Linked DNA regions of Homo sapiens: regions 1, 2, 3, 4, 6 and 7 are each linked to region 5. A link is a loop called in an ENCODE intact Hi-C map of the cell type or tissue named here. Cell type or tissue: PC-9. All regions are shown on one strand. Region 1 overlaps SLC44A3-AS1 (SLC44A3 antisense RNA 1). Region 2 overlaps ARHGAP29 (Rho GTPase activating protein 29). Region 3 has its middle 9.6 kb from the start of FNBP1L. Region 4 overlaps ABCA4 (ATP binding cassette subfamily A member 4). Region 5 overlaps ARHGAP29-AS1 (ARHGAP29 antisense RNA 1). Region 6 overlaps ABCD3 (ATP binding cassette subfamily D member 3). Region 7 overlaps ABCA4 (ATP binding cassette subfamily A member 4).

Region 1 (4,000 bases), 470 kb before region 5:
GTGATTCTCCTGCCTCAGCCTCCTGAGTAGCCGGGATTACAGGTGCCTGCTACCACGTCCAGCTAATTTTGTATTTTTAGGAGAGACGCAGTATCACCACATTGGCCAGGCTGATCTTGAACTCCTGACCTCGTGATCTACCCACCTCGGCCTCCCAAGGTGCTGGGATTACAGGCGTGAGCCACCACACCTGGCCTATGTTTACATTTTGACTGCCAAGATACCATCTATTTTTGTTTTTTGCCAAATATCTGAAATAAATGTCAACATTTTTTTTTTTTGAGACGGAGCCTCGCTCTGTCCCCAGGTTGGAGTGCATTGGCACAATCTTGACTCACTGCAATCTCCACCTCCTGGGTTCAAGCAATTCCCTGCCTCAGCCTCCCGAGTAGCTGGGACTACCTGCATGCACCACCACACCCGGCTAATTTTTTGTATTTTAGTAAAGACTGGGGTTTCACCATGTTGGCCAGGATGGTCTCAATCTCCTGACCTCGTGATCTGCCCGCCTCAGCCTTCCAAAGGGCTGGGATTACAGGTGTGAGCCACCATGCCCAGCTGAATATCACCATTTTTAATAGGTACAAGTATAAGCTTCTAAAGAGGCAGGTTGAATTTTGTTTTCTAAAATTTGTTTGCATTTGGTAACCTTGTCTATTTGGAGTACATGTGTAGTGTTGTAAAAACAGGAAAACCACTAACTTCCAGCACAAATGTACAAAATTTGATGCACTATGATTTTAAATTTAGATCTTTTAAGGGGGAAGTTTGCCTATTTATCCTGAATTTTATCAGTCCAACTGTTACCAGCCATGGGTTCTTGGGCTTTTAATACAATAGAAATTGACCCGAGGCCAAAAGAGTTTTCCTAAACAAGGCTTGAGAGAGAGAGAGACTGAGTCTGGCTGGCCCTGGAGGAGTTAGAGAGGCAGTTTTAAAGGGGCTATGGTGGGAAAGTGATGTTTAGGTATGTAGAGGCGGGGAAATTTTAGCCCCTGTGCAGTTCATAACATGCTTCTTCACATGTCACATGTCTCATTAGCATGTTCAATCTTCACCCCTGGGTGTGATTTTTCCTACCATAATGAAGCTAAGGTTAAAGATTACTCCATTCTTCTGGCCTTGAGGCATGCGGGAGATAGGGTTAACTCCCTTGAGTAGGATTGATGGTGAGAGCTGCTTATTTTAGCTTCTTCAAGACCCTCCAATCAGTGGGTGTGGCGTCTTGAACAAGATTTATGGTGCAAGGTCTGAATGGTCTGATTGGGGTCCCCACCAGCTTGCAGTAAAGGTCCTTGGTGGGGCACGGGGGAGGGAGGCCCAGTCCCACGCCTACTCTGTCTCACAACAATGCTATCTTTTTCTGTTCTGAGTGAGGGAAAGCAGAAAAGGAAAGGGAGGAGGGAAAGAAGAGGAAGAGGGGAACATGGTATGAATGGAGGAGGAGCAATTACTCATCTGTGTGGAAACGAGGCACCAGCTGTAGGACATACGGCAAATTTCCTCTTTCTCTGGGTCTCTTTGTAAAATGAGAGAGGAGAGCCAGGTTTTTCTTGATCTCCTTCCAGCTCTGAAATGCTAGGATTTAAAATCACATGGCATATGTATGGAAACTAATTATCCGAAGTAAGTAGAGGGAAGAAACGCTAGCAGAAATGAGTGAAATACAAAACAAAAACGCAATACCGATGATCAATAAAAATAAAAGCTTGTTCTTTGAAAAGACTGGAAAAATAAAAAAGGCAAGCCCCTGGTAAGACAGATCAACAAAATAGGTTGTAGATAAAATGTGCAAAATACCTGGCGGGTAAGAGGTAGTCTCCTAATGACAGGGATGATGACACCACCTCCCTATTTTATTTTTATTTTTCTCTTCCATCTTCTTTATTTTTCTTCCTCTTATCTTTTACTTTTATTTGTATTTCCCCCTTTATTCCATATCCGTGACGTGGACACTGGCACTCTGAGACACCTGGGTAACGAAGAGGTTACTAGCCCTCCTGCCCTGGTAAAACCCTGGCATTGAGGGCTACTGTAGTTGCCACTTCTTTACAGCAGATGGCACTGCAGGCCAGTGGCTGTGTTGTCAAGACAAACTGTGTGGTTTTCTTCATTGATTCTAGGGTATTTTCCCTCATCTTTATTTTAATTAATTATTTTTTTTTGAGACAGGGACTTGCTCTGTTACCTAGGCTAGAGTGCAGTGGTGTGATCATAGCTCACTGTACCTTTGAACTCCTGGCTCAAGCAATCCTCCTGCCTCAACCGCCTGAGTATCTAGGACTACAGGTGTGCACCACCATGGTCAGCTAATTTTTTAATTATATTTTTTTGTAGAGAGGTGGTCTTGCTATGTTGCCCAGGCTGTTCTTGAACTCTTGGGCTCAAGCAGTCCTCCTGCCTTGGCCTCCCAAAGCTCTGGGATTACAGGTGTGAGCCACTGCACCCAGCCGACCATCTTTATGTTTTATTTTTCACAAAATGTTTAACATTTCCAAATAGTGAGGCATCTTATATTTGACATATATATTTATTGTGGTGTTTTATGCTTCCCCAAAGCTATTATTACACTGATGTCCTCATTAAATCTTACAATTGTCTTAAAATGAAAGACATTCAATATTGTTACACATCTTAGCACTGCCTGGAACAAACTGATATCCTGTATAGACTAAAAGCACTGACTGCAAGTTCTTACTGAAGAATTTTAAATGGTGCATTATTTAGTTGTCTGGAAATCACTGGACCTTTGGAATTGAGCTGACTCAGGGTTCGAAACTAGGTTCAGACAGTTGCCAACTGTGTGATCTTGGGAAAATTACTTATTCTCTGTAAGCCTCTGTTTCCCCATCTTTAAAACGGTGATAACAATGGCTAATTTGCAAAATTGTTATTGTTTGCCTATACTATAACTTGGCCCCAAAGCAACTTATTGATTTGGTTATTGTCATTAGTTTTTGGGACAGAGTCTCGCTGTGTCACCCAGGCTGAAGTGCAGTGGCGCAATCTTGGCTCATGGCAACCACTGCCTCCTGAGTTCAAGCGATTCTCCTGCCTCAGCCTCCCAAGTAGCTGGGATTACAGGCACGTGCCACCATGCTTAGCTAATTTTTTAGTAGACATAGGGTTTCACCATTTTGGCCAGGCTGGTCTCGAACTCCTGGCCTCAAGTGATCCGCCTGCCTCAGCCTCCCAAAGTGCTGGGATTATAGGCGTGAGCCTCCACTGGTTTGGTTATTATAGGTTCAATAACCCATAGCTAATGTTATATAAATTTTAAAAGCCTAGGTTAACAATGAAATAGGAAACAGACCTGTTTAATTTGTAGCAAATTAGGAGAATGTGCTTGTACAACTCAAGGAATCAGCTGATTTGACTCAAAGTCCATCAGCTGATTGACTTGGGAGCTGTGGGTCTTGGGGCCTTGTTTGGTGCACAGCCCAGACGGCACTGCTTTATCACCACTAGCAGCGTGGCTCCCAAGACAGAATCTCCTGGGGCGTTGCTGAAACAGGCAGATCCTGGGCCCACCCAGACTAGATTAAGATCTCTAAAGGCAGGGCACAGAATCTGTCTTAAAACAAGTTGTATATATCATTTATAGGAACACAAAAAAGCAATAACTCTGACCTAGAATATGAATTCCTATAGACTAGTGCTGCAGATATAATAATATTAATTTGCTTATTGGATAGTGGGAAAACAAAACAATCAGGCAGCTCTGGCTCTTTTTGTCCTTCCTGCTCCCCACCCACCCCATGTTGTGCATCTTTCACAAGTTGTTGCACTTGCAGGAGCTTCTGCCACAGTCATGAACGGGTCTGGCATGACAACGATGCCAGAGAAGTGCCAACTCCATTGTGTGAGGCTGTCAGAAAATGAGATTCTAGATTGGTGAGCAAGAGTTCTCGATAACTGAGGTTAACTTTTTAAAAGTTCACATTTGTTATGGGCTGAATTGTGTCCCCCCAAATTCATATGTTGAAGCCCTAACCCCTAA
Region 2 (4,000 bases), 140 kb after region 5:
ATTCTGGTAAAAAAAAAATTATCTCTTTCATGGAACAGAAATAGAAGTTCTGAGATTACTAGTTACCTGAAAGTGTAGTAATGAACTGTGAAAAACTGTTGAAGAAGCCGAGCATTTAATGTGGCTTCCAGAGTTTTATGAAAATGCTAGATGCATTAAAACATGTACTAGGACAATTCAGCCTAAAATAGATTATTCTATAAATAGCCAAGTTTAAAAAAAATGGTTGCACACTTATCTATATTTATACATACACTTAATTTTTTTACAGTCTACTTAGAACTAGTTTTTTACCACTTCAAGTGGAACACAGAAGCATCACCACCGTAGAAGTTCCTTTACCTAATCTGGGTTGTATTTGATATATGTAAATTACATCCATATACGTTGAAAACCTCACCAGACTCTCATAATTTTTGCTTTTAAAAGTCATACATATTATAAAGAGGTTAAGAGGAAAAAAGTAGTCTATTATTTACTATTTCTATTCATTCTTCTTGCATTCTAGTGGTTCCATCTTTCCTCTGGTAACACTTTGTCTACAGAACTTCCTTTACCACTATTTTATAGCAGGTCTGCTGGTAATGGATTCACTTGGTTGTGTTTCATATGAGAATGTCTTTATTTCGTCTTTATTTCTGAAGGACACCTTCACTGGATATAGAATTCTAAATACAGAAATCAGTTCTTTCACTGCTTTAAAAATATTGTTCCACTGCCTTATGGCATCCGTAGTTTCTCATGAGATACCAGTAATCATATGAATTATCATTCCCCAATTGTGGCATGTGTTTTTCTTTGGCTGTTTTTGTGGGATTTTTTTTGTCTTTGGATTTTATCTGTTTAAGACGTATCTAGACCTGGTTTTTGCTGTTTTTCCTGTTTTGGATTGGTTGAACTTCTTGAATCTACAAGTTTGACTCTTGAAAAATTTGAGAAGTTTTCAACTATTGTTTCTTCAATTTTTTTTTTTTTTTGTAGTATTCTTTTTCCTCTTTCTCTGACAGGCAGTGACTCAAACACTAGAGCTTTTGTTAATCTTCTGCAGTTCTGGAGGTCCTCTGTTTTTTCCCCAAAGCTTTTTCCTCTTGGTTGTTTATAGTGTTCTGTTGATCTGTCTTCAAGTTCACAGTCTCTTTTCCTTTGGTTATCCCCATTCTCCCATACAGTTCATCCAGTAAATTTTTTGTTCTGGATATTTTATTTTTCAGCAATAAATTTTCCTTTTGTTTCTTTATATCTTACATTTCTTTGCTGAGACTTCTTCTGTTTTTCCATGTTTCAAGATTGTTTGCTCTACTTTTTTGAAACCTTTGTAATAGTTGTTGTAGATTTTTCATCTAATCGTCCCAAATCTGAGCTGTATCAGGGTTGGTGTCTTTTTATTGTCTTTTGTCTTGCGAGTTGTTGAGATTTTCCTGGTTCTTTGTATGACAAGTAATTTTGAATGATATCCTAGATATTTTCATCATTACTTTATTGACTCTGGGTCCTGTTTATAACCTATATTGAGCATTAATTTTTTTTTTCAATTTTAGCAGCCATTTGATACAGTTAGGTTCATTTTCCAGCTTCTGCGTGACTCCCTTCCTAATCTTCTGGCTGGGGGCTTAGGTCTGCCTATTCTGCTCTTCTCCAGGGCCAAGTGTGGGGAGGATAAAGAGAAAAAAGTAACAGAAATTTCAGACCCTCTCACTCTAGACTACAGTTCATCTGGTCATAAACAAGGATTTCCATCAGAGTTTTGGCATCTCCTCAGCTGCTACTGCCATCATTGCTGCTCCCATAAGATTGTGTCTTAGGGATTTGGACTTGCTTGGGGTCTGGGGCAGGAGAGAAAATAAATATACAAAAGAAACCAGGGAGTTTTCTTCTACTGTTTTAGTTTCATCTCCCATCACCCCTCCCCGCTTTTGTTCCTTGGGCCAGAAAGGACCTCTCTTGGAGCTCCTTCTGTCTGCACTCAGTTTGTACTTTGGGAATTGGAGAATTGGGTAGGAGCTGAGCATGGGCTGGAAAAGAGGGCAGGAGTAGACCTATCACTGGATAGGTCATACCTTGAATTGTAGTTTATTTCCATTTACTTTTCAGAGTCTTGATTTGTGCATTCTGTTCAGATTTTTAGGTGAATTCAGTGGGAGACGGGAGAAGTTAGCTTACTGCATCTGAACCAGAAAACTTCCTTAAAATATTTTTGAGTGTTTAATATTGTATCTCATTTATTTTCCAAATTTTGATTAATTAATATATTATTTACTTAAAGAATCATGAAAGGATTTAAAAGAATTATAAAATCCAGGATTTGAAATTACCTTAGAAGTCATTTAGGCCATTTACTTTTGACAAATTCTCTTCACCTCAAACAATAGCTAATAATAGCTAAGATTGACTACGTACCTGCCAGTGTATTAAGCTCATGGTCTACATTAATTCATTTAATTCTCACAAAAATCCTATCAAGTTTTTAGCTCCATTTTACTGATGAGAAAACTAAAGTTTAGAAAGCCTTCTCAAGATGCGGTCCTTGGACCAGTCATATTGCCATTACTTTGAGAGCCTATGAGGAATGCAGAATCTTGGGTTTCAACACAGATCCTTAGAACCATAATCTACATTTGGACAAGATCCCCAAGGTGATTCATTTGCACATTAACTTTTTCAATGCACTGGTTTAAATAAATTATAAATAACTTGATGAAGGTCACCTAGCGTGCAAGTTACCTTTAGGATCAAGAGAGTAAGCAGTTTACCTTTAGCTGGAGAATGCTCTAACATAGCCAGTTGCTAGAATTAAACTGTACCTTATGCAGTTTGAATTTTCTTTGTTTCTTGAAGAAGTTAGGGCACAAATAAGCTATTTATTCTGTTATCTGTACTTTTCAAATACTATTTATGCAGAGTCAAGTATCCTTAGGGAATGCCTGTCTACATTGAAAAGGACTTAGAGGCTAATTATCCTATCATCTGGTATATCAAGAGAGATGAAGAGGAAACATGGCAGTCTTTGAAATAACATTAAGCTAATCGAAATTTAGCACTTATTCAGATTGCTACCCTTAAATACCTTCCCCACAAAGAAGCCAGAGTGTCATTTTAAAGAATAAATCAGATCATGTTACAGCTTTGTGTAAAATGCTCCACCAGCTTCCTGTTGCTCTTAAATTCAGACACCTTGCCATAGTTCAGATGACTACTTCTTTTTTTAGCTTTATCTTAAACCAGAGCTCCAGCTCTTTCCATATACTTCAACCATATTGACCTTTCATCTCTTTCTTGAGCATGACAAGCTCTTTCGCATTCACATTTGCACTACCTCCTCCTTTCATTTGGATTGATCTCCATGAAGCTTTTCTTACATCGGCTCGCAGTTCAAATGTTACCTCCTCAGAGAAGCCTTCCCTAATTTACCATGTTGGAAATACCCTTTCACAAACACGTACCTGGTCATACTGCATAATTTGACATTCTTATGTAGTATTTATAGCATTTTTCAGTACCAGAAAGTATTTTATTTACGTAATTTGTTACTTCTCTCGCGTACCACCCTCAGGAGAACGTAAAGGTCCAGGAGGGTCAGTATCTCATCGGTTTGCTGTAATATACCCAAAGCCTAGGTTTTTGTGAACATCAAATTAGTGTATTCATGTAAGACTCTGAGAATGGGTCTGGCATATTGTACACACTTGTCAGCTGCTGCTATTGTTGTTAGTACAAGTGATGATAGTGATAATATATTTAGGCATTTGTGAAACTCAATGGAATAATTTATTTTGAATAAATTCAAGGTAATATCTAATTATTAGAACTGAGTACTGTAGTTAAGCATTTCTATTTTTATAGGATTGAAAAAGTGAAAACAGTCTAAATAATAGTTCTTTGATTGGAAGTGTTTTCCCCATGTTTTTCTCTTAGGCAGTTGTGATCAGACCATCAGGATATAGAGATGAGGATCCTCAGAAACACATCCATCTCCTAAAATTATGAACCAGCTGGGGCATGG
Region 3 (4,000 bases), 900 kb after region 5:
CTCCCAGGAAAGACCCAGAAAATAAATGACTCACTTCGAGCAAGGCTGGAGAGGTTCTGTTTAAGGACTCATGTGCGGTGAGTTCAAACAAATCTCCGCTTAGGTGTGGTGAGACAGGAAGCTGCTCAGTGTTTAAGCTGAAGGTTCAGGAGAGGGGACTCTTAATTAATGTTTTTGGCCACCAGATTACACAGAAGGGTAACTGAACATTTGCTTATCCACCTATGAAGTAACCTGCCTTTTCTGCACTTCTAGTGGGTGGGTCCAGGAGTAACAAGGATCTGCTACCCCTGGAAACTCTTCCTAGTGTTGTGCTCTCATAGCAATTTACCCAGACTGCTTCAAGGAGACACCCTGCCTGTTCACAATTTATCTCATCTTCACTATTATACTCAAATGTCATTTAAGGCCAGGTGCAGTGGCTCATGGCTATAATCCCAGCACTTGCAATGCCAAAGGTAGGAGGATAGCGTAAGTCCAGGAGTTTGAGACCAGCCTGGGCATCATAGTGAGACCCTCCTGCCTCTACAAAAAATAAAAATATTGGCCAGCCATGATTGCATGTGCCTATAATCCCCGCTGCTCAGGAGGCTGAGGTGGGAGGACAACTTGAGCCCAGAAAGTTGAGGTTGCAGTAAGCTGTGATCATGCCACTACACTCCAGCCTGGGCAACAGAGCGAGACTGTGTCTCCAAAAAAAAAAAAAAAAAAAAAAAAGGTGTCATTAAATGTTAAAGGAATGACTGACTACAATACTTCAGGATTCAATCTGCAAAAAGAAAACACGCCCAGCTGAGTATCCTAGAACACTTTCTAGATCATTCTCCTGGAGTTAACCTGAAGAAGTGGTGTCTCTTGCGTACCCTTTCTTCTCTCCATTTCAGCAAAATTGGCAAGAAAGAATTTCTTCACAGGCAAACATACAATTTGAGAAAAAACAAATTTTTATTCTCTGCTCTTAGTATCCTATTTCTGGTTCCTGTGCCCAGAAGAAAGGAATGCCACAAGTTACATGACTGCAAGCAATAGTAAACAAGTGTATTTCACAGTTTGATCTAAAATCTACCTGGAGTTGAATTTTGTGAAAATACAGAGTTTCACAGTTAATACAGTGAAGTTTCTAGAACATGTCATATGAGACTATCTTCACAACTCTGGTATAGGCAGAGGTTTTTAAAACAAAGTACAAAAAGCACGAACTAACCATAAAGGAAAAAATTGATAAAATGAGTAAATTAAAATTTACCAAAAAGTGCTTTTAAGAGAATGAAAAGACAAACCCAGAATGGGAAAATGTATTAGTAATAGATATACCAAACAAAGGGCTCATATCTGGGGAATATATAAAGAGTTCCTACAAAACAGTAAGATAGACCACATGGTGGGAAATTGGCAAAATACATGAATCAACACTTAACGTAAGAAAATATATTCAAAAAGTGTTTAACCTTATTAGGTATGAGGAAAATGCACATTAAAACCCTACTGAAATATCGCTACCTGTCTACCAGAATGGCTGAGATTTAAAAGATCGACAACACCAAGTGTTAGTAAAGATGTGGAATGATAGAAATTCTCACACACTGCTGGTGGAAGTGTAAATTGATACAAATTTGAAAAACTATTTGGCAATATTGCATACCATGCAATCCAAAAATTCTACTCCTGGGTATATACTCAAACGCCATACATTCTTATGTGCACCAAAGGCACATGCAAGGATGTTCATCACAGAAAATTATTTATAATAGCTAAATACTGGAAACAACCCAAATTTCCAATAGTAGAATGGATAAATAGTGGTATATTCATATAATAAAATTTGTTAACCACAAGGGAAAAGAATGAAATATACCTACAAGCAAAAATAACAAAAATATTGAGTGAAAGAAGCCAGACATAAAGAATATATAATAACACTTATAAACTTTCTTAAAATAGGAAAACCTAAATTATAATGTCAGAAGTCAGGATAATGGTTACCTCTGGGGAGAAGGGAGAAGGTAATGATTGGGAGACAGCACAAGGGAGTCTTCCGAGATGCTGGTAACGTTCTTTCATTTTATCTAGGTGATGCTTATATAGGTGTTTTCACTTTGTGGTGATGCCTCGAACTGACGTTGCTTTCTGCATTTTACTGTACATATGTTATACTCCAAATTTTCAGAAAGCATATTTTAAAAAAAGACCTGATCTCTTTGGGATACCTATTTACCTTGGAAAATGCCTGGTTACCAAGAGGAATGTTAGATCATTGACAATGTCTTTCAATTTTCACAGAACTTTTTATAAATATGTCCACTGAATAACATGTTGTACCTATGCAAATCATTATTAAACTTGAAGAGGAGTTTAATCATTGCATTAGTTTTGACTGCCATCTAATGGCAAGAATGTTGAACTATATAGAAGTAAAAAGAACCAGTCTCCCTGCAGTAAGCAAAAGAACATTGATTTTGGCTACAATTTGCAGGACTGCTTTATAGTAGAATTTATTGTTTGCACTCAGTGTAAATATTAGGACATCATGCAAATATTATGCATTCAATTAGGATTGTTAAATCTGAAATAAAACAGAATTTTTCATTTCTTCATGTAAGAAGTTCATGACCTTACTGCAATTTTCATTCTTTCTTTGACCATACATTATAGTCCTTTCAGATTACAGCCCACTTAGTACAGAAAATATTAGGCAGTAGCACAATATGTACAACCAAAAGAGAAAGTTGGCTGGGCATGGTGGCCTACGCTTGTAATACCAGCACTTTGGGAGGCCGAGACCAACAGATTACTTGAGCTCAGAAGTTTGAGACCAGACTGGGCAACATGGTGAGACCCCATCTCTAAAAACAAAATACAAAAATTAGCCAGGTATGGTGGTGCTCACCTGTAGTCCCAGCTACTTGGGAGGCTGAGGTGGGAGAATCGCCGGAGCCTCAGAGGCAGAGCTTGCAGTGAACCGTGACCGCGCCACTGAACTCTAGCCTGGGGAACAGAGAGAGACCTTGTCTCAAACAAAAACAAAAAGGGAGAGGGAGAGAAAGTTAAAAAATTATTAAGTTGAAAATAATCACTTCTGAGCCTCAACTGTTAATTAGATATTTTTTAAGCAAATATTTTTAAAGCAGAGTCCCCTAAAAGGACCTTTAAGACAGCTAGCAACTTCTTGGTGTGTTTCAGCAACATCTATGGAAAGCCAAAAAAAAATGAAGAAAAAACAGAAAAGAGGAAGCTTTGCTTATATTTGTTTAAGCATCCTGCCCCCACCAAATCCAGTTTGCTTATGAAGTAACCAAGATGAATATAGTTTCATCCTCCAGCAAAATGCTCCAACCCCTTTTATTATCTTTAATCCAAATGGAATCAATTGTTTTTGTTTGTATTAACACATTTACGGAGGTACAACTGACATACAATAAACTGCACATTTATAAAGGGATATATGTATGTACTCATGAAACCATCACAAAAATCAAGATAATGAACATATCCATCACTCCCAAAAATGCCCTTATGACCCTTTGTAATCCAAACCCACCTCTCCCATCCCACTCTGTCCCTAGGCAGCTGCTGATTTGCTTTTGATTACAGATAAGATTAGATTTTCTAGAATTTTTCTATAAATAGAATCATACCGTATGTACACCATCATCTGGCTCCTTTTATCTGCTGTGATTACTTTGAATTCATCTATGTTGTTGCTGTATAATTTCTTTTAATTCTGAGTGGTATTCTATTTGGTGGATATATCACAATTTGTTTATCCATTCACTTGCTAAAGGAGAATAGTTTACTTTTTGTTTTACAAATAAAACACTTGTAAATATTACAAATAAAATACTTGTAAATATTACAAATAAAATACCTGTAAATATTACAAATAAAATACTTGTAAATATTACAAATAAAGCTGCTATGAACATTTGTGTAAAAGATTTTGTAGGGGCCAGGCATGGTGGCTTATGCCTGTAATCCCAGCACTTTGGGAGGCTAAGGTGGG
Region 4 (4,000 bases), 290 kb after region 5:
AGAAACAGTGGACTTTTTCCCCCTAGGGAAAGAAATGCTTAGAGCTACAGTATTAAGATGACAAATTAAGCTGTGCCATATAGGGTGAAATGAAGCAGGGATAGATGGGAGGTCAGGGAGAAGTGAGAGCACTCGGTGAGGGTCTGCACTGGAGGGGGCATGGGAGGAAGAAGGAGGGGAGTGGGGTTTGAGGGATGGTGATGAGGAAGCGTGGACTGCCCTACCCACCTATTGGAAAACCTGGGAGTTCTGAGGAGCAAGAAGCCTTAGTCAAAGTCAACTCAAAGATTCAAGCCAAGGTGACTAAGAGAATGGCGGTCCAGAAAAGGTCATGGGAGAATCTGAAGGCAGATGTTGTTTTGGGAAGATGAAGAACCTAAGCCGCTTCCAGAAATTCATGAGGAAATGCCCCGTGGACTGTTGGCAATGAGGGCCTAGGACCAAGGTTGAGCTTGGGGCCAACTCTCCCTATAGACAGTGAGTGCATTCTGACAAGCATGGGCTCTGGGTTCAAATCCCAACTCTGCCACTCATGCCTATGTGTCCTTAATAGGACGCTTGATGTCTCTGTGTCTAAGGTTTCCTGGACTATGGAAATGAGCCTAATAAATGTCTACCCCTTAGGACCATTGTAAGAGTACATTGAGGTAATTTGTGTAAAGCAGTCGAAGCAGTGCCTGGCATATAGGAGGTGCTGTATAAACGTTTGATGCTAGTATTACTATTATTATTCTGGAGTCTTCCTTGCAACGGTGATAGCCGAAGCCACAGGGGCAGGTGACGTTATAGGCAGAATACAAGGGCCTGGAGACAGAGCCCTGGGGCCATGTAATTAGGCATTATGTTTACATCATGTTCATTTTTTTTCCTCCAAGACTCCTTCTTTGAACGTGAGCATCCAGGGTGGGTTCCTGGGGTATGCGTGAAGAATCTGGTAAAGATTTTTGAGCCCTGTGGCCGGCCAGCTGTGGACCGTCTGAACATCACCTTCTACGAGAACCAGATCACCGCATTCCTGGGCCACAATGGAGCTGGGAAAACCACCACCTTGTGAGTCTTCCAGCAGAGAAGCTGGCTGCCATGCTAGCCTGTCATTTCCTGGCTTAGTCTTTCCCTATCAGCGGCTGTCTACTCTTTCCCACAAATTTTAGTGACAAATATTTGCGGCCCCAAAAATGTGTAAAAGCTTTCTGCAGTATTCAAAGATCACTAATATGTATTCTCTTGATGGGGAGGTAGAATACGTTTATTGCCCCTTTTGTGTGCCGGGGAAGTGGACATTCATTCAGAGAGTTGAAGTGACTTTCCTGAAGCCACCAAGTTGTCATGGCTCAGCGGGGGCAAAAGCCAGGCACCACAGTTGCCTCTTGTTTCTCACACCTTGAGTCTTTCCCCCCATCTCAACAGTCCATGGTGGTGATCAAGTCATGGCCACTGTCATCATGTGCATGGAAGCTATAGAGTCCTCCTATTTCCTTTCTCTTTTCTTTTCTTTTTTTTTTTTTTTTTTTTTGAGATAGTAACCATTACCCATGCTGGAGGGCAGTGGTGCGATCTTGGCTCACTGCAACCTCCGCCTCCCAGGATCAAGCGATTCTCCCACCTCAGCCTCCCAAGTAGGTGGGACTACAGGTGCATACCACCATGCCCAGCTAATTTTTGTATTTTTTTTTTTTTTTTTTTTTTTTAGTACAGACAGGGTTTCACCATGTTGGCCAGGCTGGTCTCGAACTCCTGACCTCAGGTGATCTGCCCGCCTCAGCTTCCCAAAGTGCTGGGATTACAGGCGTGAGCGACCGCACCAGGCCGAGTCCTGCTATTTTCAAGGAACATTCCTTTTCCTACCAATCATTAGGCAGGCTTCAACATCAGCTGATGAGGGTTAGTGGTCGTTCTGGAGAAAGTGAAAAAAGAATCAGTCTCTAGAGGGGCTTGTGGAGTAACCGCCTGGTAACAGAAGGTCAGGGCAGGGAAGGCAAAGGGGCTCTGCGCGGATCTCTCAGCTCCGCAGGCGCCCCACTCTCCTCCAAGGGACCCGAGCGCCATCTGCTGAGAGGAGAACACGGCCCGCCATGGTTTCCCAAGGAGCAGCAGACACGGACCTCGCAGGGGGCAGCGAACCCACGTGACACAGTCTTCAAGTCCTTTGGAGAGCCCCAGGAAGGAACAACAGCGTGTACACCCTGTGATGGAATGTTCTCTAGGGCGGTTCAGTGTGAATGGAATGTGGGGCCGGTGCCATTCTAATTGGTTCTGTTTCCCTCTAGTGGTTGATCGCGGAGATTTCGGCTTCTCCATCAGGACAAGTTCAGATAGCCTGAGATGGTATCAGAACTCAGGGACAGAGCTGGGTGTGGCGGCCCTGCATCCATCTGCTTTCTCTCCATGCTAACTGATATGGTCAGAGAGCTGGAAGCAAATTCCAGGACCCCAGGGCTCCGCAAAGGCAAACACATTACTTCATCGGCTGCTGACATGCAACTTCCCCCAGGGGTTAAAACAATGTTTAATACTAACAGTAATAATATTTTTGAGTTTTACTTTATGCTGGCGCTGTTCTAATGTTGTAAGTGTATTAACTCATTTAAGCCTTACAACAACCTAAGGACATGGGAGTCATAGTTCCCATTTAAAAAAAAAAAAAAAAAAAGCCCACCATTGCTCTGAGGCTTTTTATGTTTTGGATCCAAAGCTAATATTGGTGGTGGTAATTCCCATGCCTGGCTTCGATCAATTAATCAGCAAATGCCTAGGACTGCTTAGGGTTCTGGCCTTCATCAAGACCTTACCCGGGCTTTATGATGATGACACCTGGCTTTTCAATAGCCATGACTGCTCACCCAGGAGGCAACGCCTCGAGTCATGCACCGAACACCTTTTATTGATCCTCTCCAACACCAGGCTCCGTGATGGCTGAGCTGGGGACACCTGTGACTGCACGTGAACATTTTGAGGCTGGGAATCCCAAAGGCCCTCGGCGTTGGCCTGGGAGCACCATGAAACAAGTAGAAGCAGAGAAGGATGGCAGAGGTGGCCCTCTGCATTAGGGCCTGGATGTATACACTGGTGCTAAGGGGGCCCCACAGCTAATAGGGGTTTGAGTTTGACTGACAGCCCCAGGCAGGAATCTGTGAGAGTTCTCACTGAACCTGGTGTGGGGGTGGCCCTCCTAAGGCATGTTGCTAAAGGCCATCTCTTCTGCCACTGACGCCTGTGTTCTGCAGGTCCATCCTGACGGGTCTGTTGCCACCAACCTCTGGGACTGTGCTCGTTGGGGGAAGGGACATTGAAACCAGCCTGGATGCAGTCCGGCAGAGCCTTGGCATGTGTCCACAGCACAACATCCTGTTCCACCAGTAAGCGACACAGGAACTGAGACCGCCCCATCCCCTCTCCTCACCTCTGCCCCCAGCACACTTCTCTAGAGCCCAGCTCAGGGGTGCCAGGCCTGGGCACAGGCAGAGATACAGACTCTTATTTGGTTTCCCCTATGTTTAAAGTCCTTTGTCCTACTTGCAGTGAGAATTGTCCCTGAGAATATGGGACTCTGCCTCTGCTGCTCAGAGCTGAGGGCTCCTCCCTCAGAAGGGTGAGGCTGCCTTCGCTCTGACAGAGCAGCTGATCGATCCCCGAGCCCCTTGTGCAGCCCTGAAGTACTTCCTCTCTGGGACCAAAGACAGGAGAACCATTGTTCCTTTTTCCTGTTGAAGCCACGGCCTGAAAGGCAAACTTTTCAGGGGGCTTTTCAGTTACTTTTTTTCCCCAATAAGATATCTTTTATTTCTTATCTAAGAAGCTACGCATAGTCATTGTGAAAGAAAAAAAAGGAAGGGAGGAAGGAAGGGAGGAAGGAAGGAAGGAAGGAAGGAAGGAAAGAAGGGAGGGAGGGAGGGGAGAAGGAAGCGAGGGAGGGAGGGAGGGGAGAAGGAAGGGAACAGGAGGGAGGAAAAGGGAAGGGGAAGGAGGAAGGAAAGGGAAGGAGGGAGGAAGTAAATATAGG
Region 5 (4,000 bases):
CCTTAGGGCAACTTGGAGATATTAACATTATACCGGCTATAATGCTACTTTAATTTTTACCTTTTCTCAACTCTCTCATAGTATGTTCCATCTCAACCTAGGAGAATTTGGGGCCTCTCCTTTGCCCCATCCCCAGCCATCTGGCAATGTCTGGAGACATTTTTGTTTGTGATGACTGGAGGGGTGCTACCGGCACTGACTGGATAGACACCAGGGATGCTGCTGAACACCCTGCAATGCACAGGACCGCTCCCCACACCACAGAATTCTGAAGGCCAAAATGTCAATAGTGCCAAGGTTGAGAAAGCCTGCAAGTTTCTCCTAAATGTACAGCACAGATATGGCAACTGCCTGGCTGGCCAGCTTTAAGATTTTGTGGTTTTAACAAATGTAAAAAAATGGGAAGGATTTCCTTTTCTTTTCTTTCTTTCTTTTTTCTTTCTGAGATGGAGTCTCACTCTGTCACAAGGCTGGAGTGCAGTGGTGTGATCTTGGCTCACTGCAACCTCCACCTCCTGGGTTCAAGCAATTCTCTTGCCTCAGCCTCCCAAGTAGCTAGGACTACAGGTGCGTGCCACCATGCCCGGCTAATTTTTGTGTTTTTAGTAGAAACGGGGTTTCACCATGTTGGCCAGGATGGTCTCGATCTCTTGACCTTGTGATCCACCCACCTTGGCCTCCTAAAGTGCTAGGATTACAGGTGTGAGCCAACGCGCCCGGCCAAAAATGGGAAGGATATTCTTTGTTTCCATTTTAGAGGTTAAAATGAGATTTTATCAATATCTCTTATATTGCACTTCAAATTGTATCACACCTAAAGTCCACTTCCAATGCGAGGTTTTTCAGGTGCTTTTTTCAGGACTCACACCACCGTTTACCAAGTGCTTAGATGACATTGCTAAAGGGCTAGGAGAACAATGAAGGTTAAAAGCAGGTGGCAATAGACACTAAAATCCTGCCCAAAGTCACAGTCGTGGGTAGTGTGAAGTAGGGGTGTGTTGGGGCTCAGAAATCAATGCCTCAAAATGAAGGCCTTGGAAGCACCCTTAGAAGCAAAACCGTTTCTCTGCCCTTCCGCCCTATCAGTGCCATACTTGCCCTAGGCTAGTCATAGAAACTAGAATCCCTCTGCCCCCAAGGCAGGTCATAGAAACCAGAATCTTTTCTCCCCAAAGCTAGTCATAAAACTGAAAAATACTACTTTAATTTTCCCTCCACTTTTCTGCATAAAAACAGGCTATAAAGAAATTATCTGACCCACCTTGTTTGACTATGAGTCGTATAACCGCCCCCCCCATTCCAGACAGGGTCCTGCCCCATACCCAGAAGGAAGGAATGGTGCTCAGGAGGCCAAGAAGAATCCAGACAGACAGGCTTTGCTGGGCGTCCCCATTCAGTCTATTAGCATTGGATCATACTCTTTTCATCCAGTCATATTTCTACATGGCTGTCCATACTGTGGTGTACCTAAGCATAAAAATGGACAATTTCTCTTTTATCTTTGAGTCTTCATTCTGAAGGCGCCCATATATACATGTTAAATAGATGTGTATGCCTTTTTTCCAATTAACCTGCTTTTTGCTAGTTGATTTCTTCAGAGAACCTTCAGAGAAACAAGGGGAAAGCTCTCCCTCGGCCCCTGCAGTGGCTGGCCTTCAGTCCCAGCTTCACCCGCCAGCTCTGTCACTGACCAGTCACTGGCCCTTGGCAGTTCCCTCTCTGTGCTTCAGTTTTCTCTTTGGGAAATGAGGATTATGGTAAAGGGCTTACCTCTTTGTGGTGCGAATGCACATGTGACAAAATTAGAGCAGCACCTAGTGTGTAGAAAGCTTAGTTACCAAGATGGCGGGCACTTCCATTTACGAACCAAAGTGCTGCTGCTGTGAGGAAATAGCATAAGTATAGTTTATGTTTTCTTTGGCTGGCCAGCTTTAACTTTTTGTGGGTTTTTTTTTTTTTTTTTTCTGAGACAGAGTCTCACCCTGTTGCCCAGGCTGGAGTGTAGTGGCGCCACAATCTCAGCTCACAGCAACCTCCACCTCCCGGGTTCAGGCGATTTTCCTGCCTCAGCCTCCTAAGTAAGAGCGTGCCACCACGCCCGGCTAATTTTTGGTATCTTTAGTAGAGACGGTTTCACCGTGTTGGCCAGGCTGGTCTCGAACCCCTGACCTCGTGATCCACCCTCCTCAGCCTCCTACCTTGATTTCCATTTTTGAGGTTACAATGAGACTTTATTGTTATTTCTCATATTACTTTATATTTGTAAATTAATAAAGCAAATTACATATATTTGCTTTGTAATTTGCTTTATTAACTTACAAGCAAAATTAATAGAAGTGATTTTTATTAATAGCCGTGATTTTTCAAAGAATCACTAATAGCTATGATAGCAGGAAGAGCAATTCCTGGAACCACAGGCGTTATCCTGTATCTGTTGTTTCTCCCAGTTTTGTAACACATCACAAGAGGGCGCGAGAAGACGCCTTTTTGAACACAAGCAAGCCTCAGGCTGAAAATTTTGTTCTTTAAGCGGTACCAAAATAGTCACAAGATGGTGCTAACAGATTCCTTTTGAAAACCTAAATGGGCAGTCTCGATTTGGTTATTGGAATTATATAAAAGCTAATACTGCAGTTATCACTTTAATTAGAACAATACAATTCACGAGGTCAAGGGCAAACTTTTCAGTTCAAACGTAGACCAAATAGTCTCTGTTCTAGATCTAATCATAGCAAAGGTTTTGGAGTGAAAGTTTCTGTCTCTATTAATCAAAGTTTTAACAAAAAATATATTTTAAAAAATCATACTTAACAGGTGTTGAGTTAGCAGCCCTATTTCACAGAAAGGATGGAGTTCTTGAGGTCTGCTCTAAAGATCCCCTGCCTTGAGGAATGACTGTGAGGGGGAGCTACCTTGGGGAGTTCTGGTTTCTTTTCATTACAAGTTTACTCCTCGGCAAATTAGAGACTTGCTGAAAGAAAAGTAACAGGTCATCTCTGGAGTCCTGGATTTTATTCAAAGAAGAGCATGAAACATGATTTTAGACAACAAAAATAAAAGCAAGATTTTTTTGTCGTGTCTTTCCTTCTGAGCCTGAACTTACCTTCCCGTGGGGCGGGATGGCCCCCAGCAAGTGGAGAAGAATGAGGCTGAGGGACACATTCAAAGCAGAATGCATGCATAGCTTTTAAGAATATGATACAACAGCCTCAAGAACAGGAACTTGGGGTCATTCAGATGTCCTAACAGGAGGAATCAAATAGTGGCAGCTCCTTCAAATCGGTCGGTTCCTCTACTATTTCACTTTCTCCTTTTTGTATTTATGTAAAGAACAGGCTTGAGAATTATCATGCAATACTGAAGTAAGGAAAAGCTCTGAAGTCAGGAATGAAGGAATCCCACTTTTGTTACGTCAAAATTGCCAGAAGCCTAGACTAGAAGCAGGAGGGGGAGGAGAAAAGAAGCTAAGAGGGAGAAGGAGGTGATCAGGATTGAAAAACCACTCTAACCAGCAAGGTCTTAGCACCCTCTCACTCAGAACTCATATAATTCTCAAAATAACTCTACCAGTTTGGTGCTTTTACCTACACTTGACAGATATGGAAACTGAGAATGTGAGAAGGTAAGTCACTTTTTCAAGGTCACGCAACTAGTAAGGGGTGGAACCAGGAGTCAACCCAGATAGCTAAGAAATGCCAAGTATGTGGAATTTTAATAAAAGCTGACAAGGAATCATCCAGAACCTTTCATATTTACTCTGTGGCAGTTGTTGTCAGAGGAACATACAGAAAACAGGTAATTTGCTCTTCATTGCTGTGACTGAGGGGCAATGACCACGGAGGATACAGATAGGACTATAGTCTCTTCCCAGGGAAGGGAGTCTGGCTCTTCTCTGGAGGGCCCGGGATGCTGGGTGGTTTCCAGTGTAGGATGGAAGAAGCTACTTCCATGTTCCAGGCTGCGGCCTACCCAGCAGAAACTGCCTGGCTCCTTCCAAGGT
Region 6 (4,000 bases), 130 kb before region 5:
TTGCATATCTTAAAAATATTTAATCAAATATACTCCACACTAATGTGACTTGTTAACATCTCAATGTAATAAAAGGGTTTGTCTTTTGAAATTTAATCTAGTGTTTATCAACAGTATTTAACTATAACAAAGCAACACCATTTAGGGTAGCTGTATGGCAGTACCCTAGCATTTCACATAAAATAAAATGAAATAATACTTCAGAAACAAGAGAAAACTATTTAAAAACTGGCACTGAACAAGGTTTTTTGTATGACAGGTGATGATTTAAAGACAAAAATTTAGTAATCTTCTTGACCTACAGAGAAAACATTTGACCTATAGTATAACCAAAGTGTTATGATTTTACTGTTCTAATCTTACATAACCTTGAAAGTTGAACACTTAATAATTTAATTTGGGTATCTGTCTCCACCCAAATCTCATGTTGAAATGTAATCCCCAGTGTTGGAGGTGGGGCCTGGTGGGAGGTGTTTGGGTCATGGAGGCAGATCCCTCATGGCATGGTGCTGTCCTCCAGACAGTGAGTGAGTTCTCATGTATCTGGTTGTTTAAAAGTATGTGGCACCTCCTTGGCCCTTTGCTCCCTCTCTCACCATGTGAGACACTGGCTTCCCCCTTCACCTTCAGCTGTGATTGCCAGCTTCCTGAGGCCTCCCCGGAAGTGGAGGAGATGCTGTGCCATGCTTGTACAGCCTGCAGATCCAGGAGCCAATTAAATCTCTTTTCTTTATAAATTACCCAGCCTCAGGTATTTTATTAAAGAACGGCCCAATATACTTAAGATTATAATTTCATAAGACTTACCTCTTTACAAAATGTTCTAGGGACCATGATTTTCAGAATCTGTATGAGCCTTGAGAAAAACACCTTGTCCACCACAGCTCGCTCCTTTTTCCCCTCTTTCTGCATTAAAAAAAAGAAGCCCTTTTAAGATAGCTATAACAAACATATCATAAAATTAAAGAACCATGTTTCATCTAAGTCAACATAAACAGCTATCAAGATAAAAACTGAATTTACAAAACACAGACTTGCATACTTACACTGCTCCTCATATTCAAACATGTTTTTGAGAAAACAATGTTATCTAAAAACTGAATAAGGAAGTGAGTTCTGGAACCACACAATTATCTGGGTGAAGAAAACTGCAAGCAGAAGAAATAGCAACTGCAAAATACCAAGGTGAACACCTGCAACGTGCTTGAGGAAGAACAAAATGGCCAACCTGGCTGGAGCTGTGAGGAAGGTACCATCACAGAGGACGAGGTCAGAGAGACAGCTGAAAAAAGGTCAAGGGTTTACTGAGTTTTGTATTAGCCACTTCCTGATTAACACCATATTTAAAAAAAAAAAATCCTGAACAGAATTTTGCCTGATATTAAATAGAGGAAACTTTTGGATTCCTAGATTTACCATTTAACATTTCCAATATACAGTCTGTCAATTCACTCTCTCTTCCTCATAAAATTCAAAGACAGACAAGGTTCTTTCACTTATGCAGCTCACATTCTAGCGGGAGAAACATAGACAAAAAATAAACCAATAAATAAATTATTACAGACAGACTAGACAGGGTCATGAGGGGAAAAAAAAGAACAGTTCACACAGGATGGTCTGAAAAGTCTCTTGACATTTAAGCTTAGACATAAATAAAAAAAAGCCATGTGATTATTTAAAGTGGGTAGCAGAGGGGAGGGAGTGAAGCACAAGGAACAACGAGCACAAAAATACAGTGTTGGAAATAAAATCGGTGTGCACATTTCACAGCAAGATGGCAGTATTGCTGTAGCAAAGGGAACAAGAATGAGAGAAGTTTAAAAGGTAGGCAGGGCTTATAAAGGACAGAGCCTTGAAGCCACAGTAAAGATTGAGAGCTTACTGTGAGTGTAGAGGGATTTAAAAGAAGATAATCTTACCTCTCTCAAGAGTTTTTTCATTTTCACTAGCTCCATGAAAATGGAAGTACTAAACCATTTGCAAAGATAAGGAAACACGTGACGAGACTTACTACTCTTGGACTGTTTGGAAGGACAGGGGAAACTTCTTGGAAAAGGCAAGACACTCCAGAAAAACCCCAATTCCCTGACTAACCCTTTCCCCAACTCCATTATCACAGCTCACTTATCTGGCTAACTACTGTGCTCCTGACAAACAAATACCTGTTTGTATTAGTAGAGTAACGCTATTAGTTAGCTATAATGTAAATGTGCTTTGATTAAATAAATATCTAACTTGATGAGCCTTAAGTGAACTGTTTGGGTACTGAATTAGAATAATAATAACTACCAACTATGTGTCAGACACTGTGCTAAGGCTTTATAGACATAATCCTAAGAAATAAGCACTGAGTGCAGTGCAGAACTGTAGGCCAAAAAAGGAAGTCTGAAGGCACTGTGTTTATAGGGTTAGACTAGAAAGACTACAATAGGAGGAACTGGAAAAGAATCCACCTACCCTGCAACTGCTGGAACAGAGACTCAGCATTTCAGGTCTTTCAGACAAAGTTGCAAACCTCATCCTACTGAGTTACAGGCTCAGTCTACTTAATTCATACATGCTTACATTCATTCATTCAACAAACAACTACTTGATCCAAACCCTATTCCAAATGATAAGCACACAACAGCAAACAAAACAGACAAAAAGCCCCACTCACAGTCCAGTTAGTTGAACTAGCCTATTCTCCTCAAGCTAAACCTTACACATTCAACCTAATCTGTTTGTATTTTCCCCAAACCCAGAAAACATAGGAAGAAAAGAGTAAAGAAAAGGTGATACATATTAACTACCTTTTTAAAAAAAGAAGTTAAACTACTTGTTCTTCCTCCTATCGCCATCACCACTCCCTCCTCACTTCACCTTGCCTTACCTGTAGGCAACACCCTTCTCTATTGCTAGCTGGAACTTTAAGTGGCACAATCCTGAGGTGAAATGGACATCTGAGTTAAACAGAGGACCACCTGTTTCTAGCTACTCTAAAGAAATGATCTAAGACAAACAATGAGGAAAGTTAGAAAAAAAGAATTACAAGAGAGTAACGTTGAAACACTTTAAAATATTAGTTGCTAACTTGTATAAAATTCCTCCTCATTTTCTTCTGTTCCTATTGTCACTTTCCCTATCCTTAAACTGACTGAAACCTGATGGATTTTCATTACGTTTCAATCCATGAAAGGAACTAACTATATTCTTCCAAATTATCATTGTTTTCTGCAAAGGATCACCTGGACTGGGAGGCTGGCTCAGAAGGGCTGAATTCAAAGAGATGTCAGGAATCTTGATCACAGCAAAACTCTACCTGAAACCAATCTAAATAAGAGTAACTATAGAGGCAGTACATAATATTACTAGCCTTTCCTAAGAATTCATTTTAAATTCACAATGAACTTTTCCCACTTCCAAACTTTCCCAGTAATTTTTTTAAATACAAAAAAAGACCACTTTTCCCACTTCTAAACTTCCCAATAATTTTTTTAAATATAAAAAAAAGACCACTGTGGTGATATAAGTTTAACATGAACATTATAGAAAAAGCAAACAAATCATTAAAAGCTATTTGAGAAGTCGAAGTAATAATGCAACAAAGGAAAAAAGAAAACCTAAAATTCAAAAGGTAACAAAGGTCAAAGTACAATGAGAAGTTCCTATTGATACGTCAATCACCGTAGGTGAGACTGACTGAAAAAGATGTTTGAAATAGCAGTAAAATAAGAGGCCATGTAGTGCTGACAGAGTATAAGTATTCCTATACATTGTAGGGAAAAGTGAAAACTGGTACAACTATTATGTATCATTTATCAAAATGTAAAATGTACACTGACTGTAAAATGTAAAATAACCCAGTAAATTTACTTTCAGGAACTTACCCTACAAATATACCTGCACATATGCTTAGCCACACAAATAAAAACATCGTACTCGTTTATAATACCATAAAATTAAAAACAACCTGATGTACACCAATATTACATAAATCATAGCAAAATTATTCAATGAA
Region 7 (4,000 bases), 310 kb after region 5:
GGGAATAACTGCTTATTTCATAATATTATTATGAGGATTTAATGAAATCATGTGGGCAAGGAATTATTTAGAATTAGATTCAACTCAAGTGATGACAACCCCAAACTAACAGCAGATAAAACAAGACACAACTTGTTTCTCACTCATCTAAAAGTCTACGTGGGTGGTGCACGATGTTCTATTCTCTTTCTCCTCCACACTAAACAGGCCTCAGCCTCATCAGCCAATAAGGCAGGAGCTGCCTTCCAGGCAGCGGAATGGAAGAAGGATGAAGCAAAACAGAGGGCAGAGTGTGCACATGTGCTATGTTTAGGGAAGGTTTTCTGAAGTTCCCACATAGTACTTCCACTTACAAACCCAACAAAAAAGGCTATGGCTAAGGCAGCAGGGAGGAGCAAATAATGGGAGCAACTAGATTTTGCCACAGCACCTATCACAGTCTGGTTTATAAATGGTTCTAGGCCAAGAACACCCGATCCCTGCTCTTTTTTATATTCTAAAGCATGTATCTTTATATTTCTCAAGCAATATTTTCTCTCTTTGAATCACAGCTCATCTGCTGCATCATAGGGATCCCAAAAGAAGGACCCAAGGAACTTGTCTCAGTCCTCTGTGCCCCAAGAGGAAGCTTTGCTTGTTTGCTTTGCTGTCAATGCTGAGGGCTCCTGTGGCTGCCTCCACTCAAAACCCTCCAGCATCAGGACGTCAAGGCTGTGATACTGTACCCTGAGCTCTTGGCCAGGGCGAGGGAGGGGAGGCCAAGCCTACCTACATGGTGTTTCATTTCCTAAACGAACCCTTACTTCCACGCGGTCTGTCCAGCTTAGAAACTTATTTTCAGTAGTGTTGGTCCTTGGTCCCTGGACAAAATGTAACAGCCAAAGTCCTAGAAAAAGGCAAGCCAGTTCCTGCCATTTTCTTTCACTTCTGCATTTCCTCACTATTATACGTGCCTTCCATTGGAGCAAAACTGAATGCCACGCATATGCACAGGAGCTGTGCGCGCTCTGTCTCTCTCACTCACTCTTTTTCTCTCTCTCTCTTTCTCTCTCAATCTCTCTGTCTCTATCTATCTCTTACTCTTTATCTCTCACTCTCTCACTCTTTCTCACTCTTTCTCTCAATCTCTTTCTCATTCTCTCTCTATCTTTCTCTCTCTCTCTCTTTCTCACACACACACACTCACAAACCCACACTCTTATTCACATCTGCTCACCCTAGCCACTCAAACACAATCCCTCATTCAGCCTGGAATAAGTCCAGAGGGCGTGGGCCTGATTCAGAGACAATCAGTTGTTCTCATCTGGGAAATGGGGCAATGTGGTCATCTCTAGGGACCCTCCCTGCTCTAACATTCTTTGAATGTGGTGGGTCCTGAGGTGGAAGCACTCTGTCCCTGACTTCTAGTATATGTGGAGATAGGGTTACACAAATATTTTATTGGGCAGAACTTTTATAAAACAATTTATCATAAGCTATCGCAGCCAGCAGCAATTTTTCCAACCTGGATTCCACCAGGGGAGCTTGGCCGGTGTCTGAGTGCCACTTTCAGCTTGAGAAGCAGGTGACTCAGTGAAAAGAGCAAGGAGGAGACAGAGGCAGATTCAGTTCCTAGGCCCTGGGCCACCCACCTGCAAGTTTGCAGCCCAGTCAGTGCAAGTCAGCTAACTGTTCTGAACCTCAGTTTCTCTGTCTGTAAATTAAGCTAAAAATTCTTCTTTCAAAGAGTGTCAGGATGAAGTGAGATCGTGTATGTAGGGCATTTAACATAGTGCCCGACACACAGGGAGCATTCGGTAGGTGCCAGCTCTCCTCCTGGCAGGAGAGAGAGAAACAAGGTGAAAAGAGTGAATTAAAGAAGAGGAAAGTCAAATGGGAAAACAGGGGGAGGAGATAGAAAGTGTATGAAAAGGAAAGAATGGTGCGCAATAACGGCGGTGTAATGCCACCAAAATCCCCTCAACTACTTCTGGGCAGCACCCTTGACAGAGTGAATGCTTTTATGAGAATGTAAGCGGAATGTGTTCCCAGATTTGCAGTAATATTGCCACCTGGTGGACAAACCCATGCACCTTTGAATTTTCCAAAATATTTCGATGAACTAGCTTCCAGTCCTAGATGTATTTTGAAAGTGATTTGTAAATTGTAAGGAACTATTCAAATTCTTTCATTAATGTCACAAATCAACTGTGTCATCTGTATGCCACCCACTATTCTGGGTGCTGGGGACACAACAGCTCACAAATCAGGCAAAGTCCCTGCTCTCACCAAAATGATATCCTACGGGGGATTACAGATACAAATACGTAAACAGATCCATCGGGAGGAAACTCTCAGATGGAAATGAGAGCTATGAAGATAACACAACAGTACATGACAATACAGAGTGACTGGAACCAGGAACATTTCTCCGAGGAATAAAATTTGAAGCGAGCCATGAGAGGGTCTACAGGTAGAGTTCCCAGGCAGAGTGAACAGCCAAGCACAAAGCTGCACCAGGAGAGAGAGGTGCTCGCCGAGAGACAGGGAGGGGAGTGTGGCAGGTGAGCTCAGAGAGGGGCAGGGCCACACACATCGGCCACATGGGCCTTGGTAGTGAGTCGAGATTTGATCCCAGGGTTTATTGGAGTGGATAAGTAAGCAAGGTGACTGAGGTGCTCGGGTTTACATTTTTATAGTTCAAGCTGGCTGCTGGGTGGAAAACGGAAGTTGGCAGACCAAGGACAGAATCAGGCAGACCCATGTGGAAGTTTCTCTAGTGGTCTAGGTGGTGGCTTGGGTAGCGTGGCAGTATTGGAGCTGGAGAAACGCAGATGGATTGGAGATTTGTTTTGGAGTGACGCCATTCTGTCTTGTCAATGGATTGGCGAAAAAAGAGGCATCAAAGATGAGTTACACATCATTGAAGTGAGAACTAGGGAGATGCCAGTACTTTATTTAGTATTTTCTCAGCAGCTCAATCCATAAATAATTTTTGGAAGACAACAAGCAGTTTCACAAACTACTTATAAGTCCTCAAGTTCCAAGGTAATTAACGTGGGTGTCTCATTGCCTCAGAGAACACAGCGCAGCACGGAAATTCTACAAGACCTGACGGACAGGAACATCTCCGACTTCTTGGTAAAAACGTATCCTGCTCTTATAAGAAGCAGGTAAGAAGAAATCCTTTTATGCTTTTTATCCTGGCTCCCTGTAGAAGATATTAACTAGGGACAGAAGATAATTTTCTCTCTCAATTTATGTATGATCAGGGCAGTAGATTTTTTTCTTTTTTATCTGATTTGAGGGCCCCATTCAACATAAAAAGCAATTGAGGCACATACAAGTAAAATGTAACTTAAGATTAATTCTTTTTTTGTTGTTTGTTTGTTTGTTTTTACATTTAGGGCAAGCAGTCTTAAATTTTAACCCACGTATTATTAAAAGTTATATCAGAAGACCATAGAAGTTATTCAAAAATGCAGCCACATATTTTAACTAGTTAAAAGAGAGAGTAAAAATTTGGAGGGAGGTGGAGGAGTATAGGGGAAAAGGTAGAAGAAAAAGAGAAAATAAGTAAGTGGCAAAAAAGAGAAAGGAAAAAGATAGGGTGGGAAAGAGGCAGCGGGACAGTGTCTGAGTCCAGCACACGCCAGGGCGAGCCAGGTCAACTGCAGCTGTCATATTCTAACTGTGAATTATCATCTTTGATCACTGCCCTTTGAGATGCCAATGAACTTTTCAAGAAATATCTAGTTCTCTTGGCTCTCCAGCTGTTCTTATCAGCCCCATCCAGGATGGAACAGCTTTGGCAGCCCGTATCAGAACAAGCAGCTTGACAGGGGCATGCCATGCCAGGAGAGAGGATCCTAAGGAAGCGTGGTCCAGTCCGCACAGGCTCTGGGGCTTTAAGATAAAACCTCCTGTCTAACTTTAGTAGGACTTTCTGTTGCTTCACCTGCCAGAGCCCTGAACGAGGGATAAATTGACTTAATTAACTAGAACACACTGCAAATGGTGA

What was found. Peaks named below come from ENCODE experiments on the same cell type or tissue, not always from the same donor. Only the 100,000 strongest peaks of a DNase experiment are listed, where the experiment ranks them.
Region 1: it touches region 5 in a loop (24-fold over the local background); 13 of 110 quality-filtered maps call a loop at or near these places.
Region 2: it touches region 5 in a loop (4-fold over the local background); 5 of 110 quality-filtered maps call a loop at or near these places.
Region 3: a loop joins it to region 5, with 28 times the contacts of the local background. A loop is called at or near these places in 3 of 110 quality-filtered maps.
Region 4: a loop joins it to region 5, with 10 times the contacts of the local background. A loop is called at or near these places in 86 of 110 quality-filtered maps.
Region 6: it touches region 5 in a loop (13-fold over the local background); 47 of 110 quality-filtered maps call a loop at or near these places.
Region 7: a loop joins it to region 5, with 15 times the contacts of the local background. A loop is called at or near these places in 68 of 110 quality-filtered maps.

Annotation. Positions count from the first base shown.
Region 1 is chr1:94,804,067-94,808,066 of GRCh38, reverse strand. All of the region lies in intron 1 of SLC44A3-AS1 (SLC44A3 antisense RNA 1), which reads left to right. Among named protein-coding and RNA genes, the nearest start is that of SLC44A3-AS1, 14 kb to the left of the region's middle. In PC-9, CTCF peaks have their summits at 1,844 and 2,045 (motif pointing right); a DNase peak (open chromatin) is centred at 2,077.
Region 2 is chr1:94,190,346-94,194,345 of GRCh38, reverse strand. The region is part of intron 12 of ARHGAP29 (Rho GTPase activating protein 29); the gene reads left to right. Among named protein-coding and RNA genes, the nearest start is that of ARHGAP29, 45 kb to the left of the region's middle. In PC-9, no CTCF peak of the experiment used is centred here; no DNase peak of the experiment used is centred here; H3K27ac peaks cover 3,808 bases.
Region 3 is chr1:93,436,542-93,440,541 of GRCh38, reverse strand. No RefSeq gene overlaps it. Among named protein-coding and RNA genes, the nearest start is that of FNBP1L, 9.6 kb to the left of the region's middle. In PC-9, CTCF peaks have their summits at 2,183 and 2,383 (motif pointing left); a DNase peak (open chromatin) is centred at 2,361.
Region 4 is chr1:94,043,969-94,047,968 of GRCh38, reverse strand. It overlaps ABCA4 (ATP binding cassette subfamily A member 4), which reads left to right. Exons shown (of 50, transcript NM_000350.3): 19 at 876-1,050; 20 at 3,225-3,356. Among named protein-coding and RNA genes, the nearest start is that of ABCA4, 75 kb to the left of the region's middle. RefSeq lists an enhancer at 3,111-3,611. In PC-9, CTCF peaks have their summits at 2,073 (motif pointing left) and 2,272 (motif pointing left); a DNase peak (open chromatin) is centred at 2,188; H3K27ac peaks cover 381 bases.
Region 5 is chr1:94,334,542-94,338,541 of GRCh38, reverse strand. It overlaps ARHGAP29-AS1 (ARHGAP29 antisense RNA 1), which reads right to left. Exons shown (of 4, transcript XR_002958338.2): 4 at 3,736-4,000. Among named protein-coding and RNA genes, the nearest start is that of ABCD3, 82 kb to the left of the region's middle. In PC-9, CTCF peaks have their summits at 2,288 and 2,487 (motif pointing right); DNase peaks (open chromatin) are centred at 1,361 and 2,521; H3K27ac peaks cover 1,423 bases.
Region 6 is chr1:94,461,681-94,465,680 of GRCh38, reverse strand. ABCD3 (ATP binding cassette subfamily D member 3) reads right to left here. Exons shown (of 23, transcript NM_002858.4): 3 at 808-906. Among named protein-coding and RNA genes, the nearest start is that of ABCD3, 45 kb to the right of the region's middle. In PC-9, CTCF peaks have their summits at 1,566 and 1,766; a DNase peak (open chromatin) is centred at 1,780; H3K27ac peaks cover 903 bases.
Region 7 is chr1:94,024,106-94,028,105 of GRCh38, reverse strand. ABCA4 (ATP binding cassette subfamily A member 4) reads left to right here. Exons shown (of 50, transcript NM_000350.3): 31 at 3,058-3,152. Among named protein-coding and RNA genes, the nearest start is that of ABCA4, 95 kb to the left of the region's middle. In PC-9, CTCF peaks have their summits at 1,829 and 2,032 (motif pointing left); a DNase peak (open chromatin) is centred at 2,025.